Linked DNA regions of Homo sapiens: region 2 is linked to region 1. Evidence: chromatin loops called from intact Hi-C (ENCODE). Cell type or tissue: CD4-positive, alpha-beta T cell. All regions are shown on one strand. Each heading gives the region's core, and the rest is flanking DNA. Links, peaks and the distances in the headings are about the cores only.

Evidence for each region. Peaks named below come from ENCODE experiments on the same cell type or tissue, not always from the same donor. Only the 100,000 strongest peaks of a DNase experiment are listed, where the experiment ranks them.
Region 2: it touches region 1 in a loop (5-fold over the local background); 44 of 110 quality-filtered maps call a loop at or near these places.

What each region holds. Positions count from the first base shown.
Region 1 is chr13:20,770,605-20,781,922 of GRCh38, forward strand. It overlaps EEF1AKMT1 (EEF1A lysine methyltransferase 1), which reads right to left and starts at 3,357. Exons shown (of 5, transcript NM_001318939.2): 1 at 3,317-3,357. It overlaps XPO4 (exportin 4), which reads right to left. Exons shown (of 23, transcript NM_022459.5): 23 at 6,725-11,318. RefSeq lists an enhancer at 2,712-2,931. In CD4-positive, alpha-beta T cell, for the core only: no CTCF peak of the experiment used is centred there; DNase peaks (open chromatin) are centred at 2,697, 3,027 and 3,367; H3K4me3 peaks cover 1,897 bases; H3K27ac peaks cover 2,251 bases.
Region 2 is chr13:20,707,873-20,715,872 of GRCh38, forward strand. All of the region lies in intron 1 of IL17D (interleukin 17D), which reads left to right. Among named protein-coding and RNA genes, the nearest start is that of IL17D, 8.2 kb to the left of the region's middle. In CD4-positive, alpha-beta T cell, for the core only: CTCF peaks have their summits at 4,910 (motif pointing right) and 5,109; a DNase peak (open chromatin) is centred at 4,929.

The sequences.
Region 1 (11,318 bases), core at 1-8,000:
ATGGCAAAATGATCTGCAAACAACTAAAAGGTTTCAATTTGGTATTTCAGAACTGTGAGTTCTTTTCATTCAGGAGAAAAATCAGGCAACTAGTAAAAGCCAATATTGCCTGGCAAAATCGAAGAGTACAAGTTCCTTAAAAAAGGCTGCACCACAATACTGCCTAGAACTGAAAGAAAAATAAAAGTGTGTTTGTGTGTGTATATGAGTGTGTCCATATACATATGCAGACACATACATACACACATATGCATATATATTTATCCTTGACATATAAATTTTTTTTTTTTTTTGAGACAGGGTTTCACTCTGCTGCCCAGGCTGGAGTGCAGTGGTGCGATTGTGGCTCCCTGCAGCCTCAAATTCCCCAGCTCAAGCAATTACCCCAGCTCAGCCTCCTGAGTAGCTGGGACTACAGATGCACACTACCATGTCCAGCTAATTTTTGTAGAGACGGGGGTCTCGTCATGTTGCCCAGGCTGGTCCTGAACTCCTCGATTCAAGTGATCTACCCACCTTGTTCTCCCAAAGTGCTAAGATTACAAACATGAGCCATTATGCCCAGCCAATTCCATTTTTATTAGTACTTTCCACAGCTGCGTCACTGAAGAAGGGCTTTTAAATAACAGCCTGTAACTTGTTAATCACTTAGAAATAAAACATGAAAACCAAAAAGGAACCAGTTGACTATAAATGCAAAACAAGGAATTCCAAAGAGCAATTTAATAAAATTGTCGCCTTTCATAGCTGTAAAAGGCAATTAAATTCCAATCTATATAAGAATTTGATCCCAAAATGAAAGTATAAAGAGTACCAAATCCATTCCTTTGATAATCATTTTCTACCCTGTAGAAAGCACTGTTCTTGGTGATGAGTCTCAAAGTCCTTATTCTCTTGGAGCTTACATTCTAGAGAGGAAAAGACAGACTAAAACAATACATATGAAATAAATGTTAGATGACAATAAGATTAATGGAGGAACACATGGAGAGCATAGGGGGCTGCAATTTTAGGAATCGTAGAAGTTTCCTACATTGTTAAAGTGAGTTCAAAAGTGCATCACTTCTTCTAATGAGGAAAACTGAAATCTGTTAGCAAGATAAACATCAAAGATTAAATGAAATGGCCGGGAGTGGTGGCTCACGCCTGTAATCCAAGCACTTTGGGAGATCGAGGCGGGCAGATCACCTTAGGTAAAGAATTCGGGATCAGCCTGGCCAACATGGTGAAACCCTGTCTCTACTAAAAATACAAAAATTACCCAGGTGTGGTGGCAGGCACCTATAGCGCCAGCTACTCAGGAGGCTGAGACAGGAGAATCGCTTGAACCCAGGAGATGGAGGTTGCAGTCAGCTGAGATCTCGCCATTGCACTCCAGCCTGAATGACAGGAGTGAGACTACATTTCAAAAAAAAAAAATTAAATTAAATGAACCTATTTTTAACTATTTTTTAAATCACTATTTTATCATATCTTTATTGTTTTTAAAATTTCTAAGGGGGTTTATGAGATTTTTCAAATCCAAAAGAGCTGGGAAGTACTGTGTTATATTATTATTATTTTTAAATTTTTTCTGGCTACTCTGGGCACACTGTCTATGGCTGGCCCTGCCCCACAAGTGGCAGTAAAAAAAATTTTTTTCTTTAGATTTTAAAACTTGTACCTATGGATTATATTGAAATTATATTATTATTAAGCTGACCTTGGACCTTATGTGGCTCAGACTCTAAATCAGCAGTTCTCACAGAATGAGGAGCCCTTTTGTCGCTAAGGGGAACATCTGGCAATGCCTAGAGACATTTTTGGTTGCCGTAAATGGGAAGGAGGGTGCTACTGGCATCAGGTGGGTAGAGGCTGCTGAACTTAAAATTCACAGGACAGCCCTCCACATTAAAGAAGTATCCCGCCCTACAAGCTGCAGTTGAGAAATTCTAGGTTAGGCAGACACATGGCGAACACCAACGGTAAGGTGGAGGCCCTCTATAGAGAAGCACCATTCACGCCATGGGATCAGAGTGGAGGGCCTGAGTGGGGAGAGGAGTGAAAGAGCAGGTGGAGCTTCAACTCGGCCTCAGGAAAAGGTAAGGATGAAGAGTGAAGACTTCAGAAAGATGGAACAGCATGAGCAAAGGGGCGGACACGTTAGCTTGCAGCATAAGCAGGGATTAGCTGGCTTCTCAGGGGCTGTGGTTAGTCTCTTTTTGGATAAAATTACTCAATTTCCATGTTATCAAATTTACTTAGGGCAAAACCACCATACTGTAATTTCAACATTCATTCTTGTGTGAAATTAGGTTAAGATAGTGTGATTCAGAGCAAAGAGCATTAACCTAGGAGCCATCCCAGACTCCAGTAAACCGCAGGAGAGCAAGGCTCCCTCTATGAATGGGTAAGGCCTAGATATTCTCCAAATACTTTTTATAAATTGCTGGATGATTCTCCCCTTAATCCAATTTACGTCCAGAAAAGGGCCAAAGGTTTTCATTCTGTTTTCATCTTTGAGTCCCCCTGCCTCAAACAGTTCCTTCCTTCTTGCTTTCCAGAATTCTATTTATCCTGTTTTTAAATTAACTTTAAAAAGGAGGTAATGCTTACAATGAAATGCAGGTCGTACGTGTGCAGTGCGACGTTGTGATGTACGCCCCATGTAACCACAACCCCTATAAGGAAGGCCTTCCTGTCTGACATGTGGCTCCCTCCCGGTAGGGACCCGCTATCGTCCCAGCACTTCTTCTGCACCTCCGAAGCTACTGCCCGTTTCGCAGTAAAGCCGCCCGCGTCCTAGTCTACTCCACCTCGCAGCACCCGCATCCTGCAAGGGACCTGCCTCAGAAGCCCCAGCGACAGGCGCCGCGGGTGCCCGCCCTCCAGGAGCGGACAGTCAGGCCTGGGCATTTCGCAAACTCCATCAGCGAACTTCTGAGGGCAAAGATGAAAAGGACAGCAGGCCGAGTCCTGTTTCTACTCGGAGGGAAGGGAGGCCTCCACGCGCTGCCGTAGCCTGGGGGTTAATTTCCCCGTCAGCACCAAGGCTGCCTAAGGCCCGGGCGCCAACGTGCGCGGCACAGGACGCGGCGCCTTCCGGCGACCGGGACGCGAGGCCCAACAGCGCCTAACACAGCAACCAGGATCCACTCTCAGGCCGGCGCCAGCTCCTTCCCTCAGGAATCCGCCAGCCACTGCTAATTAAACTCTTCCACCACTACCACCCTGGAAAAAAGGTGAGAAACAAACACACAAAAGGCACCTAACCCAGTCCAAAACGCCTCGGCGGCGCGCAGCCAACCCTACAGCTGCGCCCGAACCCGCCACTCACCAGCCGCGCGTGCGCAGTCGCCCAGACTCGCCGTGTGCAGTGGGAGTGGCTAGCCAGTCTCGCTAGCGCAGGCGCAGGCCCTCCCGCCCAGGCCCTTGCGCAAGGCAGGCCATCTCCCCGCAGCGTCTCAATCCCGCGTTTACAACACTGAGGGCCGTCTCCAGCCTGGAGTCGTTCCTTCGCTTGTCTCATCAGCCGCCCCCAAGAATGGTAGCAAAAAAACAACAACAACAAAAAAAATGAAGGCCCTGGCAGGGCGCGGTGGCTCACGCCTGTAATCCCAACACTTTGGGAGGCCGAGGCGGGCGGATCACCTGAGGTCAGGAGTTCGAGACCAGCCTTACCAACATGGTGAAACCTCGTCTCTACTAAAAAATACAAAAATTAGCTGGCCGTGGTCGCGTGCGCCTGTAATCCCAGCTACCCAGGAGGCTGAGGCAGGAGACTCGCTGGAACCCGGGAGGCAGAGGCTACAATGAGCCGAGATCGCACCACAGCTACTCCAGCCTGGGCGACAGAGCAAGGCAACATCTAAAAAAAAAAAAATTAAGATCCTAATTAAAGTTAAACCCACTATTTTGCACTGAGTCACGTAGATTTTCAAAGTCAAGGCTTCATTGGTCGATTGTCTGCTCAGTCTTTTTAAATCAAATCGTTGACTTTAAATGTTGACATCAAATTGAGGCTTTGGTAAAATTGACAGGATTGGCGGTAGCGGGGGGGAACCTTTAAAACTTGTTAGTCTTTCAGAGTCTTCAGTTTTGAATGAGTTGGTCAATATATGTATTTAGACATCAAGCGCCGTAAGTATGTATGATTTTTGTCAACAACACCTTAATTATCTTGCACATACAGGCACTGATTATTGAAAGGTTCCCTTACGTTTTAGCAGCTACCAAATTATAAGTGATACAAAGTATTTGTTTCCAATTCCCCAAGAAATCAATCTGTATTATGCTTCTACCCTCTCTTTCCTCCATTTTCTTTACCAATTTCATGATCTTGCTAAATTTTATATATTCTGCTGAGCAATGTGAAAATCCTTTCTGGTATAAGGTAAGGATATAAACTGTTCAGCTGGCAAATGATGCTATTCAGTAAGTAGTTAATGAAACAGGTTTATAACATTGGGTGTACTATAATTTCTATTTTAAGAACTGTTTCCAGTTTATAATAACCCATGCTACATTTTGACTTTGTTTTGAATTGATGACAAGTCTATTAACCAAATATTTCAAGATCAGGTGTATTCTGGAAAAGGAACAGGAAGAAAATATATTTAAAAAACTAAAAGAAATTTAACACAAACTGAGAAACAATAACCAACTTTTATGAGTGCATTTTTTATGGAGGTGGTGTTCAGTAAATAAGACTGCCCTAGCTTATAACTACTTTAACAGAAGTTTACATTCAGTCAAATTGAGTCTGAAACAGTAGATCATTTTCTTTCAAAGCTGACATTGCTTTAATAGCATGTAAGACATGTTATCTTCATGTATTTTACTATATACTATTTTTACTATGAAAGTGACCACAGATGTCAGAGTTTTTTGTACCTTCACTAGACCTGATTGCTCAGACAGCATGAGAGTAATACAGTAAGATTCATATTTTCCTGGTGAAACCTATGCACTGTAATTTAATGGTTTTTGCAAATCATAAACATGTAAAATATCAAAGGAGTACTTATTCTCATTAAAGGGGAAATTACTTGTCCAGTTAAATTGGATATGAAGGATGTCTTCAATTCAGGAATTATTCCTTTTGTGTATTCACCAGTGATTTTTGTTCGTCTTGCTTCTCTTCAGAAATGGTGTAAAAAAGAAAGTAAACCAGACTTGGGACCAGGTGCAGGGCTCACGCCAGTACTTTGGGAGGCCAAGGTGGGCAGATCACCTGAGGTCAGGAGTTTGAGACCAGCCTGGTCAACATGGCGGAACTCCATCTCTACTAAAAATACAAAAATTAGCCCGGTGTGGTGGCACACGCCTGTATTCCCAGCTACCTGGGAGGCTGAGGCAGGAGAATCGCTTACACCCGGGAGGTGGAGGTTGCAGTGAGTCAAGATCACGCCATTGCACTCCAGCCTGGGTGACAGAGGGAGCCTCTGTCTCAAAAAAACAAAACAAAACAAACCACACTAGACTCAGTTTTTCTTAAAACAACAACAAATTACCTGTAAGTACAAAAACAGATTCAGGTGTTTGTTTTTCTTCCATTGAGTGCTTTATCACAGAGTTATTCGAATTATCCTAAGCATGTTGCAAAGGACATTCCTTAGATTTCTAGTCCTGTAAGGTACTTTGAGAAAAGACTGTATAAAGTAAAATGAGGAAAATCTGATTAAACTCTTCTTCTGAGTTTCACCATAGGCATTAATGTATTAAAGCCTTCAACTTAATGCACTAAAGAAACCTGTTTTATTTATCAAAACTATTTAACAACAATTATTTTAAAAAATTACTAATTAAACTCACTTTGGGAATCACCGTTAGGATTTTTTTTTTTTTTTTTTTTTGAGACGGAGTCTCGCTCTGTCGCCCAGGCTGGAGTGCAGTGGCGCGATCTCGGCTCACTGCAAGCTCCGCCTCCCGGGTTCACGCCATTTTCCTGCCTCAGCCTCCCGAGTAGCTGGGACCACAGCTGCCCGCCACCACGCCCAGCTTTTTGTTTTTTTTTTTTGTATTTTTAGTAGAGACAGGGTTTCACCGTGTTAGCTAGGGTGGTCTCGATCTCCTGACCTCGTGATCCGCCCGCCTCAGCCTCCCAAAGTGCTGGGATTACAGGCGTCAGCCACCGCGCGCCCGGCCAGGATTTTTTCATTGTTGTAGAAATAATAGGTGCCTATTCAGCAGAAAATAAAATCCTTGTTGCTGTGGTTTGAATAGCTCCCTTGCAAAATTCAATTGTTGCCAATGTGCCAGTATGAAGAGGTGGGGCCTTTAAGAGGTGATTAGGCCAAGAGAGTTCCTCCCTAATGAATAAAATTAGGTCCCATTACAAAGGGGCTTGAAGGAGGGAGTTGATTCTCTCTCGCCACCATCTGGTGATGGCTTGCTTGCCTCTTCCACATGATGGAAGTCAAAGGGCAGCCTCCAGAAATGAAAGAAGTAAGTTTCTGTTCTTCAGTCTCAGGTATTCTAATAGCACAGAGTAAGATAGTTGAATTAAATAGAACAGACTAAGATAGTTAACATAAATAGATCCATTTTCTCATTTTTTAAAAAAAAGTACAGTAAATAATATGGTGAAGTCTACCCCAATATCCCTAGGGTGGTTGTGGTTAGGGCTATAACGTAGTATCAATATGAAGATATTACAGCATGTATTTAAAAGCAATTGACTATTAGGTATCAGACTTAGTGTTATGATACATTTGTCTAATGAAATGAAATCTGTTTTCAGAAATAATCTTTAAATACAATGGAATTTATTGAGCATCTACTATTATATTTCATCCATCACTTTTAAATTTTTTCTTTGGGAGGAACACTTATAAACTCATGATATGGATAACAGACCTGTGGAAATTAATGTAAGCCCTAAGCAGCTTAGTTAGACATTGAATCTAGGTCTGCCTCTACCCTGCAGTCTACCAGTTCAAGTAGCTTTACCAGGTCAGTCCTTAGAAATAACCATAACATCCAGGGCAGTGCAGTTATAAACAGGTGTACAAATAAGAAGTTCTACTACTCAATACATCTTGGGCTTTCTTAAAGGTGTATTTGAAGCCTAAGATTAGGCAGAAATGAACATTATCAAAACAAGAACAAAACTGCTCACTACTGTGGGAATAAAAATGTTTAGCAGATCCTATTTGCTTTTGTTCATTCATCATCTCTGGGAAACATCAATGACTTACCTCAGTTCACTCTCATGCTATATATTAAAAATAATTTACAGGGACACTCAGTAGGAGGTTGAATTATACGCCAGACTGAGACAGGATGCTGCTGGGGGTGCTGTATGGAATTTCCCAGCAAAAGATTCTTTCATTAGTTTCACCAAATATACCATTTCCACTTAGTTTTAAAAGAAAGTCAAACTGAACTGCCATTTGAGATTACATAGAATGCACAAGACTCAATCTGAGACCCTATGTTTAAAAAAACAAAACTGTTTTATAATCTAATCAGCCTGTCAAAGGCATCACTCATAAGCAACCGAATTGTATTTTTGGAGAGCACCATTAAAGATGTCTTTTAAAAAACAGTTATAGATGTGTATTTATTTGGGACCTTTGAAATCATCTGTGGGTCTCAAATGACAGATGATTAGCCTGTGTGTATGGCCCCACACTTGGTAATGAAAGAAACAAAAATTCAAAATACACTCTAATTGGTTTTCTTAAACAACTTTTCTTTATCCACCTTTGGAGTGGAATAAATCTCAATATAAGCTAAATAACAACATTACAAATCAAAGAATATTCAAAGCAAATTCAGGTTAAAAATGAACATTTTAAAGATGCATTTTCTTTAAAAATTAACTTTTCACTTCATATGTTTACAAGATTTAACACTGGGCAAAGGGTGGATCTATCTAGCACACAGTAATATGGTAATTCACCACTTTCCCTGAAAGGCCAAAAAGAATGACTTGCTAAAAGTATTTACTAAATATGCACCAAAGATAATGACTTAACTAGTAACTGTGAAACTGTTTCTAAGACTGTGGGCTGAGATAAATATTATAAAATATAGACAAAATTTTTATATTTCTAATACTGGATATTCTGTGAGTACCACGGGTTCTCCCAGAAGGTGATGCAAATCTTGATTTTTATCTGTACAGATGTCTTCATTTTTTTAAATTTAAAATTATTTTAGGACCGTGTAATGTCCCCAGTGTCAATCTTCCTATAATGGTAAACAAACTAGCACCATTTCAATGCATTTCATAAAAGAGTCTAGCTAAATACCCATGAACAAATCACACATGGTCAAAACAAAAATGTAATAAAAATATTTAGTGAAAAGACACATTTTAACTCCCATTTATGAATTTTAAAAATACAAATAAAATTTTATCAACCTGATATTCAGCCTATAACTGGCTCAATACATAGCCTTATTTCCTAAAATCATATTGCAGCATCTTCTGAAAAACTAAATGCAATTTTATACCTTCATTAGTTATGTTAATAGAGGTAAATATTTAAACAGTACACTCATCCCTGGGTCTTTAAATAAAACTGAAAAGTCTTAGTGTAAGTTTAAAATTTTAATATTTATAAATTTAAAAAATTTTACACGTGCTGAGTGGTAGCAGTGCTAACATTTTTGTGACCATTAAACCACAAACTCACTGCATAGAGCTTCTTTCTTTGTACAGATAATCAAATCACAATACCAACATTTGCAATTTGTAATAATTTTATGTGGTAAAAGACACCACACCAGGAAGCCTGGGCTCAGAAAACACTTGAGGTCAGATCCCTAGTAGGTACATAGTGCAGATGCAGTATATAATTTCAGGCTAGGAAAATTAGCTACTAGTATGTATCTGACAGTTCCTAATAGCTAAGAGGCCTAAGAATGCAGACGGGGAGAAAAAAAACCAAAACCAAAAAAAAAGACACCTCTCCAATTGCTGGGAGGGCCTGGGAATAGGTGAAGATCAAACCACAGTGGGAGAGGAGGGTAAAGATGTGAGCTTCAAGCGGGTAATGGGCAAGCCACACCTCCCAGTTCCTAGGAGGGAATCGCCACGGCCGACTTCAGCATTCTCGTCTTTACTAAGACTTACCCATAGAGAACTACAGCAGGAAACCGATTTCTTCATTCATTCTCTTTAAAAAGTATGAATGCCCAGTATTAAGCTTCTATTTTTATTTGAACCAAACATATTCTTTGGTTAACTATGTCATGGGTTCTCACTATAATCAACAAAGCATACTTCATATATTTTATATCTAAATGAAAATATGCTTAAAATTCAACTGGAACCATGGCATTTCACATCAATTTGAGCTCAGCAATATGCCTAATTTGGACATTTTAATTTTAGAAAACCAATTTTTAAAAATTCTTAAATGCAGTGTTTTCAGAACATAGTTACCAAGTCAGAGAATAACCACTTATATTTTAAAAAGATTAAAACATTATTATATCCTCAAATCAACAATGTTTTTTTGTGGGAAAGCTTACAGAAAATTATAATGTTAAACCTCATAGCCAAATCAGTTCCTTATTCTCTGGTTTTAGAAAACACAAACAAACCTTAAGAAGTACCGAGGTTCCTTCTGACTTAAAAGGTTAATGTTTTATTCAGGAACCAATAACAATAATTCCTCATCAAAGACAGCTAACTTAGTAAGGTCAATTGACAACCACCTCTAACAACAGAGGTGGCAAACAGATAAAAATTGTTTAACAGAGAAAAATATTATTTCAGGGTTCAGAATGATGTTGAATACTAGGAGACTCAAACTTGTAATCCTTGAAACTGACAGCTAGTTCCCTTCAATACTTTAGGGGTTCATAGAAGTATTAACAGAAATGGGAAACATGGTGATATTACAACTATAAAGACTTGACATTTTTGTTAAAAGAGAAAGTTCAAAGACAGTTAAGGGGAGTGTTAAATAATGCTGACTGGGGGGAAATGATATAGATACTTGCTTTTCAAATGAAAATCATGGACAAGTGGTAGTAACCATCCCATCTGAACAGAGTAATGTAATATAATTAGATACACAGTTTACAACGAAATAAGACTAAATTCTTAAAATTAGTTTGAAAAAAACCTGCAGTTTGTTTACATTAAAAGTCATACTTTACACCAGACAAAAACTCAATGCAGTGATGTTAACATGCTACTGTCTTCTAACAGAGATGGCCACCCTGAAAGACCCAAATAATGGTGCTGGAAAGGACACTGTCAAATACTGTCAGGTAGTTTTGCTACTGAGGCAGCCACTCATCCAGCACAAGGACTATAAAAGCAAATCAATCCTTTTAACAGAACAAGAACACAGTTACAGGTGCTACCACATTAACAGACTGTGAAAGTACAAAGTCTTTAGTGATTGTGCCTTGGGAAATAAATGGGTCAAGGAAAATAAAATGAGAAACAAACAAAGGATGTATGGAAAACTAGAGGTTAAAGGATACTATATGAACAACAGAAATTTTATAAAACAAAAATCTAAAAATGAAATACTTGACAGTGTCCCTTTGACATATATAAAAGAGGGCACAAATAATGTTTTTGTTTTAAAAAATATTTTAACAACAGTTTTAATAGAAAAAAAATCAACTGACTTGAATTAAGCCAGTGTTCTTGACACCCACTGGGCCAAGAGCATTAAAACAAAACAAGACCGGAGAAGTTAATAAACACAGCTAAAGACAAAATTGGACAAAATAAAACAAAAGAAAACACAAAGTGAATAAGCATCCAATCAGGCAAACATGGACACAACCACCCTGAAAAGGTCTAGCCGTTGCAACTCAGTGGCATCCCCATCACCTAAAAAATGGTAGTGGCTTCTCCCCACCCCAGTGAGCTAATATTCAACATTCTGCTGATCTTATAAGTATTATTTGGTCCAATCTGAAGAAGGTCTTTTTAAACTAAAACTAGTCTAATGAAATTACACCTCAGGAATATGGAGGTGAAATTTTCTATTTTTAGTATTGTAATAGGATCTGGGCAAATTTTGCAAATATGTTGCCATCTGGATAAAAGTTATTAAATATAGATGCCTTTTTACTTACCAAGGCATTCCTTTCCCACTCCTCTTTAGTTTTAATAACTTGATTATAGTTTTGTCATGGCGCGTGGACCTGTCCAGTCAATTGTGTGTTTCAGTGCCCTTTGGTAAAGAGACTGTACTTAGCACACACACAGATACACATAATTCACAACAGCTGAGAAAGCTTGAGGGATCTGGGAAACACAAAACACCAAGAACAATGCAAAACAAATAGATTACTGCTGCATATCACTTCAAGTTTTTTAAGGGGAAAAAAAAAACACCTAAAAATAAATGCATCAA
Region 2 (8,000 bases), core at 1-8,000, 63 kb before region 1:
AGTGCCCACCTGCAGGCTGGGCACAGGGTCAGGTGGTATTTCTTTCTTTCTTTCTTTTGAGACAGGGTTTTGCTCTGTCACCCAGGCTGGAATGCAGTGGCATGATCTTGGCAGACTACAACCTCCATCTCCTGGGTTCAAGCAATTCTCCTGTCTCAGCTTCTGGAGTAGCTGGGATTACAGGTGCATGCCACCACGCCCAGCTAATTTTTGTATTTTTAGTAGAGACAGGGTTTCGCCATGTTGGCCAGGCTGGTCTCGAACTCCTGGCCTCAAGTGATCTGCCTGCCTTGGCTTCCTAAAGTGCTGGGATTACAGGCCCAAGCCACCACGCCCTAAAGGCACAGCAGTCAGAGAGAATGCTGAGAAAGACAGATAGGGAGATGGACTGAACGTCAGGAGTACTGATGGGCACAGCAAGGATCACTTTAGGTGGATAAGTTTTACAATAGGCATTTGGAAGGTGGCTTTCCATACGGATGGAATGGAGACCTGGGTCATTCAGTAAATGGTGTTGGGACAGCCTGGGCCTCACTCCTCTGTGAAAATGAATTCCAGATGAATCAAACATTTAAATGTAAAAAAACCACAAAAGCAGAGAAAAACACAAGCAATTATATTTATAATCTTGGAGTGGAGGAGGCCCTATTTAGCTGCTCACAGTCCCCAAAAGTCACAGAAGACAAGATTGAGAAATGAAGTTACATAATTACACACCATTTCTTCTTGGTAAAGTAAAATAAGAAAAATACAAGGGCAAACTGGGAAAAAATGTTTGCAACCCAAGTCACAAAGAGCTCATTCCTAAAGAGCTCCCACAAATCAGTAAGAAAAGGACCAGTGACGGCCGGGTGCGGTGGCTCACGCCTGTAATCCCAGCACTTTGGGAGGCCGAGGCAGGAGGATCATGAGGTCAGGAGATCGAGACCATCCTGGCTAACATGGTGAAACCCCATCTCTACTAAAAATACAAAAAAAAAAAAAAAAATTAGCCAGGAGTGGTGGTGGGCACCAGGAGGCAGAGCTTGCAGTGAGCTGAGATTGTACCACTGCACTCCAGCCTGGATGACAGAGCGAGACTCTGTCTCAAAAAAAAAAAAAAAAAAGAAAGAAAGAAAAGAAAAGGACCAGTGACATCATGGAAAGATGAGCAAAGATCGGGACTGTTCCCGGGGAAGGAAGGTCAAATGACTCAAACGCTTGACACAGAAAGCAACGCTAGCATCAGGCATCAGTGAAGTGCATGTGGAGACTATACTAAGAAGCCCTTTTTTTTTTTTTTTTTCCTGGCACCCAGCAGGCTACGTTGGCAAGGTTGTGAAGGAAAGGCATTCTCATCCAAGTACAGGGGTATGAATCAGCACAGCTTTTATGGAGGGCGATTTGGTGTTAAATATCAAGATTTTAAATTCACACACCCTTTAACTTAGCATTTCCCCTTCAGACACACTTGCCCACGTGCCAAATGATATGTGTACAAGGATATGTGTTCACTGCTGCAATGGCAAGAGATTGGAAGCTACCTAAACATCCACCAACAGGCACCGAGTTAGATATTATACACTATAAGGAAGAATGAGGCAGCTCTAAAAGTCATAAGTGGATCAATCACTCACCAATACAAAGCGGGGAAAGGGGTATATAGCATGCTGCCATTTCTACGTTAAAAGGGAAAATATGACGTAATATGTACATATGACACATTCTGTGTTCAGCGCCTACACATACACGCACACAGGCATCCTTAGAACGTGGGTTCTGTGTGCGTCTTATGAGGGTCTCTGGAGGCTGGAGTTGGGGAGGAGACCTACTTTTTACTCTTGTATCTGTTAAAGTTTTCTGCCATGTGCACATATTCCTTATTTCAAAGACATGTTAGTTTTTAAGTTGAGAGCAGAAAGGGAATTTCTCCAACCACGAGAAAAAAGCAGATACTGAGGAAATGAAGCTTCAGCACAAACAACAGCCTGGGACATACCAAGGGCATTGGTTGAAGGGCACCGTTTGCTCTTAAAGGCTCTGGGGCTTCCTGAAGAGGCACTGCAGACATCTGGATGGATTTTCAGAGTTCCTGCGACTCCATGGCTGGTTTGTGCTCCTGGTGAGGAGCCCAGACCTGGAAAGATGAAGGTATTGGCCCCAGGTGACAGACAGGAAATAGTAGAGCCAGGAGTCATCCTGGACCTCTCTGGTTCCGTCTAGCCCAAGTCCCACCCAGTGTGCTGTTAGAAAACAACATTCAGCTTCCAGAATACAAAAATATTTTTTCACTTACTTTGTGGCATAATGTTTGTTTCTCTTTAGCTTTAAAAACAAAAATGCCAAAAATAAAGTCAATTGGGTTGCTCAGCAAGTTTTTAAAAGTCAGATTGATATATTAAGAAATATGTTGTAAGAACACTGAGGTTTATTGAAGTTTAAGATATACGTCATTCATTTATGATGAAACCCCAAAGACAGGCTGGGCGCAGTGGCTCACACCTGTAATCCCAGCGCTTTGGGAGGCCGAGGTGGGTGGATCACCTGAGGTCAGGAGTTCAAGACCAGCCTGAGCAACATGGAGAAACCCCATCTCTACTAAAAAAAAAAAAAAAAAAAAATACGAAATTAGCCGGGCATGGTGGCACATGCCTGTAATCCCAGCTACTTGGGAGGCTGAGGCAGGAGAATCACTTGAACCTGGGAGGCGGAGGTTGCGGTGAGCTGAGATCGCGCCACTGCACTCCAGCCTGGGCAACAAAAGCAAAACTCTGTCTAAAAAAAAAAAAAAAAAAAAAAAAGAAACCCCAAAGATAAACACCTACCAGTACAGTACTCTGAATATTTTTTAACAGCTTATGTTTTCCAATTTTTGGTAGTCGTCTAAAGATAACTTTTCTCTAGGTTATGAATAATGTGCAATAATTTATTTTTAGGCCTTGTTACTTTCTTCTTTAACTCCTTTCCTCTGGACAATTTAAGAAACTACACCTAATTTATTTTACAGTAAACAACTCTATGGATAGCTGTAGTCGGGAGGTAAACAAAGAAAAGGACAAGGAGTGTCCTAGGCTATTTTCTGCTGCCATCACAGATACCACAGAGCGGGTAATTTATAAAGAGTACAAGTTGGCCAGGCGTGGTGGCTCACGCCTGTAATCCCAGCACTTTGGGAGGCTGAGGTGGGTGGATCATTTGAGGTCAGGAATTCAAGACCAGCCTGACCAACACGGAGAAACCCCAGCTCTACTACAAATACAAAATTAGCTGAGCGTGGTGGCACACACCTGTAATCCCAGCTACTCGGGAGGCTGAGGCAGGAGAATCACTTGAACTGGGGAGGTGGAGGTTGCAGTGAGCTGAGATCATGCCATTGCACTCCAGTCTGAGCAACAAGAGTGAAACTCTGTCTCAAAAAAAGAAAAAAAAAAGTACAAGTTGATTTGGCTCATGGCTCTGGAGGCTGGAAAGCCCAAGGGTCTGGTGCTGGCATCTGGTGAGAGTCGTCCCACGCTGGAAGGTGGAAGCAAGTGACAGAGAGGGAAGGGCGGAACTCATCCTTTTACCAGGAACCCCTCCAAGGATGGCAGAGCCCTCCTGACCCAGTCACCTCTTCAAGGCCCCGCCTCCCACACTGTTACCATGGCAACTGAGTTTTTAACACATGAGCTGTTGGAGGGACACAGACCATAGCAGAGAGTAAAGGAGAGTAGGGAGAACAGGGGACAGGAGGTCAAGTAACTTTCAAATAGACACCCTAGGTCACCAACGGCATTCGAAGAGGCCATGAGACCCTCCCCAGCAGCCCAGTGCAGGTACGGTTCAGGTACCCCGGCTGAAGGAAGCCGGTATTTTCCTGTGGAGAACCCAAGTACCAGAATTTCAGCAGATGACATTGGGGAAGAGGGGAAATCACAAGAAAATAAATTCCCTTCAGGGATTTCATTTGAAAAGCGCCACCTTGGGATACAGATGTGGGATACAGACTGGAAGTCACCTGAATGACCGCCTATAGGCAGCTAGTCAGATAAAATGCTATACAGCTGTGAAGACTGGCGGCTCTCAGTGTACCTAAGGATATCCCCTACTTACTAAATGTGCCCAAGTTCAGCTTCCAGTTACCTGTGGGCAGTTCAGCAATGGCCCATTCACTGCGACCTGTTTCCCATGTGGGCTGTCCATTAATTATTCCACTTGACCGATATTGAAACCCAGGGTCACATTCATTCATCAAATATTGTCTAGGGGCTGGTGGGCAGGCCCCCTGGAATACAGCCAGGAACCACAGACCCTGACACTCCTCCTGCAGTCACAAGGTACTGTTCGCATCACTTTCTCTCCATCAAATCTTTTTTAAAAAATTTATCTAAGGGGTTATAACATTAGAGAAAGATTAGGAGTATAATGTTAGAGAAAGTTATCCTCACTACAGCTATCCTTCTTGTTAAGACACCAGGCCGGGTGCAGTGGCTCATGCCTGTAATCCCAGCACTTTGGGAGGCCAAGGCGGGTGGATCATATGAGGTCAGGAGTTCAAGACCAGCCTGACCAACATGGTGAAACCCCCATCTCTACTAAAAATACAAAATTAGCCGGGTGTGGTGGCGCACACCTGTAATCCCAGCTACTCAGGAGGCTAAGGCCAAGAGAATCGCTTGAACCCGGAAGGCGGAGGTTGCGGTGAGCCGAGATCGCGCCGTTGCACTCCAGCCTGGGTGACAGAGCAAAACTACGTCTCAAAAACAAACTCCCATTTATCCTCTACCCCTTTAACAAATGCATGTCTCTCTTTTATGCACTTTCAAATGTGTGTGCCGACGCTAAAAAAAAAAAAAAACCCCACCCTGCAGGCTGAGACCCCTGTGGTACGCGCGTCCCCACTGTCTTGAGCACCGGCTGGCGAAGGTGTCTGCAGCGGCGTCTCTGGCCGACAGGGGGCAGCACGGCGCCAGCGTCCTCGCCCAGCGCACTGGCTGCCCGGGCCGGCCCACCGCGTGGTCTGTGGAATTTGGGGATGGGAGGTGCTTTTCTTTCTTCTCTTTCTTTCTCTTTTTTCTTTTTTCCTTTCTTTTCTTTCCTTCCTTCCTCCCTCCCTTCTTTCCTTCCTCTCTCCCTCCCTCCCTTCTTTCCTTCCTTCCTTCCTCCCTCCCTCCCTCTTTCTTTTTTATAACGTTTTTCCTTGGGTCCCTGCTTCCAAACTGTGGGTTATTTTCTAATGTCTTAAAGCAAACTAAGCCACGCCTTCACGGAGTCTCTGCACATAGTACATGAGCACAGGTGCAGTGTCCTTTCGCCGCCATCCTCTAATGACAACGCTTTGTTGAGAAAACGAGGGCGTTAGAGAAAGGAAGAGTGAAGGACAGAGGGCTCTGCTGCCTGGCTGGGAAGGTCTCAGTCACAGCCTGTGAGACGGCCGGCGGGACATTGTTCATCCTCATTCATTCTTGGAGAAAAAGAGAAACTCATTGTTTAAAGCAGCTTATTTAAGAAATGTTGGTATTTTCCCCCTAAAATGTTTGTATGCTTAAATGACCTTGAACTGGCCAAGGTACAGCACAGACCCCGCTACTCCCCCCTTGCCCCAGCTTCTTAAAATACAGCAGGCTCTACTGCACCTATCACTGTTTCACAGGGTAAAAATAAAAGCATTGTCAGGAGCATTGTTATGGGATTAAAGTCTCTCGTTCTGAAAATAGGTATGTTCGTTTTGCTTTGATAGTTATTTTCCCCTTACTGCCTGGGTTTTACTTTAGCATTCTTAGAGTAACCAGGGATGATGATAATATTTCATTCCATCAGCGCCTCTTGCAATGCTCCTCACCTGAATAAAATGCATGTGCCCTAATGCCAACAGAATGATTTGGGCAAATTCAGGAAGTTCCCCACATGCCATGAAGTGAAATTCCTCATGGTGTCTGTCTTCCAGAAGTGACACATGAAAAACTGGCAATGAGCACACTGCTCACTAAATAAGAGGCCAAAGAGAAAAGAATCTACCGGAAACTCTTCCGGAATTAAAGAGTCCAGGCTCATGTTGTGATAGTGATTATTCCTCATAACCAGTGTTGTGGCGACAACTGACTCACTGGCGGTCGGGTGGACTCCCCCCTTGGTGCGCACAGGCGCCTGCCCCAAGGACAGACACTTCAAAGATGGCTCTGAACCCAGATTCTGCAGCTTCCCCCGGGCGGAGAGTTAAGCCACCCCGTGGGCATGAGTCGTGTTTTTCCTTTGAAGAGATGTTTCCCAGCTGCAATGAATGTGTGGCATTTGCCATGACAAAATAAAACCCTTCAAGAAATGTGGGTTCTCATTCTCATTTCTTTTTCTCCCTTTCCCTCTGTAAAACTTTTTTTTCTGAATTATCTTCCAAATTCTTTTCCAAAACATTAGTCTTTCTCTCCTCTTCCCCTACCTCCCAGATGAACGAATTTCCCCAGAATAAATGGATTTCCTTGTTGTAGCCTCACTGTTTACCAAGTGCCTGGCTGGCTGCTAAATAGCCACAAACCGCACACCGCATCTGTTATTACCGTGAGGCTTAGGCAGCTTGGCTGTGGGGGGCAGTGCGGGCGGCTGGGCTAACCCAGGAGAGCTGGAAGACTTTGGACAAGTCCGCTACTCTGTTGGTGCCTCAGTTTCCTCACGAGTGAGAGGAGAGGGTGGGCAGGCTAAGCCTTCTTTTTCCTAATAGCCCTGAGCCAGCTCAGTTGGCAGAGGAGCCGGGTTCATTCTGGAGCCCTGACCTTGATGTTAAGTTCAGGATTGCACCAAAGTCAACCTCAGTACCCAGACAGGGCAGGACTGACCGCTAGTTCTCCTTGGCCTGGGGAAGCCAGTGGGGATCCGTGCCCTGGGCAGACCTCATTGCTATCCCAGGCTGATTTTTCCATGTCCTGTTTCATGAGAAATGCACGACTGATGTTTTCTTGTGGGGGCCAGAAAAGCATTTTTCAGAGCTTCTTGGCAGCACATATTGAAGATCTTTGGCTCCCTGGGGCCTTAGCTCATGGAAGGAGGGTGGAGCTGATGGGTCTGCTGGCCATGGCTTGGCAACAGGGAAGCTGTTTGTGGTCTCCAGTTACTCCCTGGCCAGCCACCAGAGCCCTACTATACCCGGCCCTGGCCCCACAGCCGTCCTGGCTGCACATAGTGCTTCCAATGTGGTGGTCCTGCCCCTTCCTTCCCCTGTGGTCTCAAAACCATTCCCCCTCCCAGCTGCTGGGCTTGCTCCAAAGGGAAAGTGAGAGATCGGAAGGCTAACACAAACCTGTCTTCGTGACTCATTACTTCTCTTAAACATAGAGACCAACTGGTCTATACCAGGGCTGTCTATTAGAATTATCTGGGGAGGTTTTAAAAAAGACCAGCCCCCCGCTCCACTCTAGAGCAATTGAATCAGAATCTCTGGGGGTGGGGGGGACACTGATTACTATTTTTTATAAGCTCATTTGTGTGCCTCCAGGGAAGCCATCCCATTGGCAACACTGATTGCTTACTGGGTTAATAATGACCTTATGTACTCATTAGAGGAAATGTAGAAGTCCTGGGCCGGTATGGTCATGAAATTCACACCCACTTGGGAAATGCAATCATCCAGTTGTTTGCCATCAGCTGCAAATCGATAGATAGATCCGAGCTTAGCCAATGGCTAGCTAGCCTTTAGGGATAGCGCTTACGTTGTTGACTGTGCAGCCAGAAATGGGTTTCTGCTGATTCATTTGAATCAGTGACTCCCCAGCTTAAATGAGTGAAACAGATCACTTGGACAGCTTGTTAGTGTGGAGAGCTTCCGACTCCTTGGATGTAGTGTTAAGTCTGAGAATTTGCATTAAAAATTTTTTTTAACTTAAAAGTTTTATTTTGAAATATAGATATATCTATACATCTTTTTTTGTTTTTATTTTTTTGAGACAGAGTTACACTCTGTCACCCAGACTGGAGTGCAGTGGCGTGATCATGGCTCACTGCAGCCTCGACCTCCCAGGCTCAAGGGATCCTCCCATCTCAGCCTAAGGAAC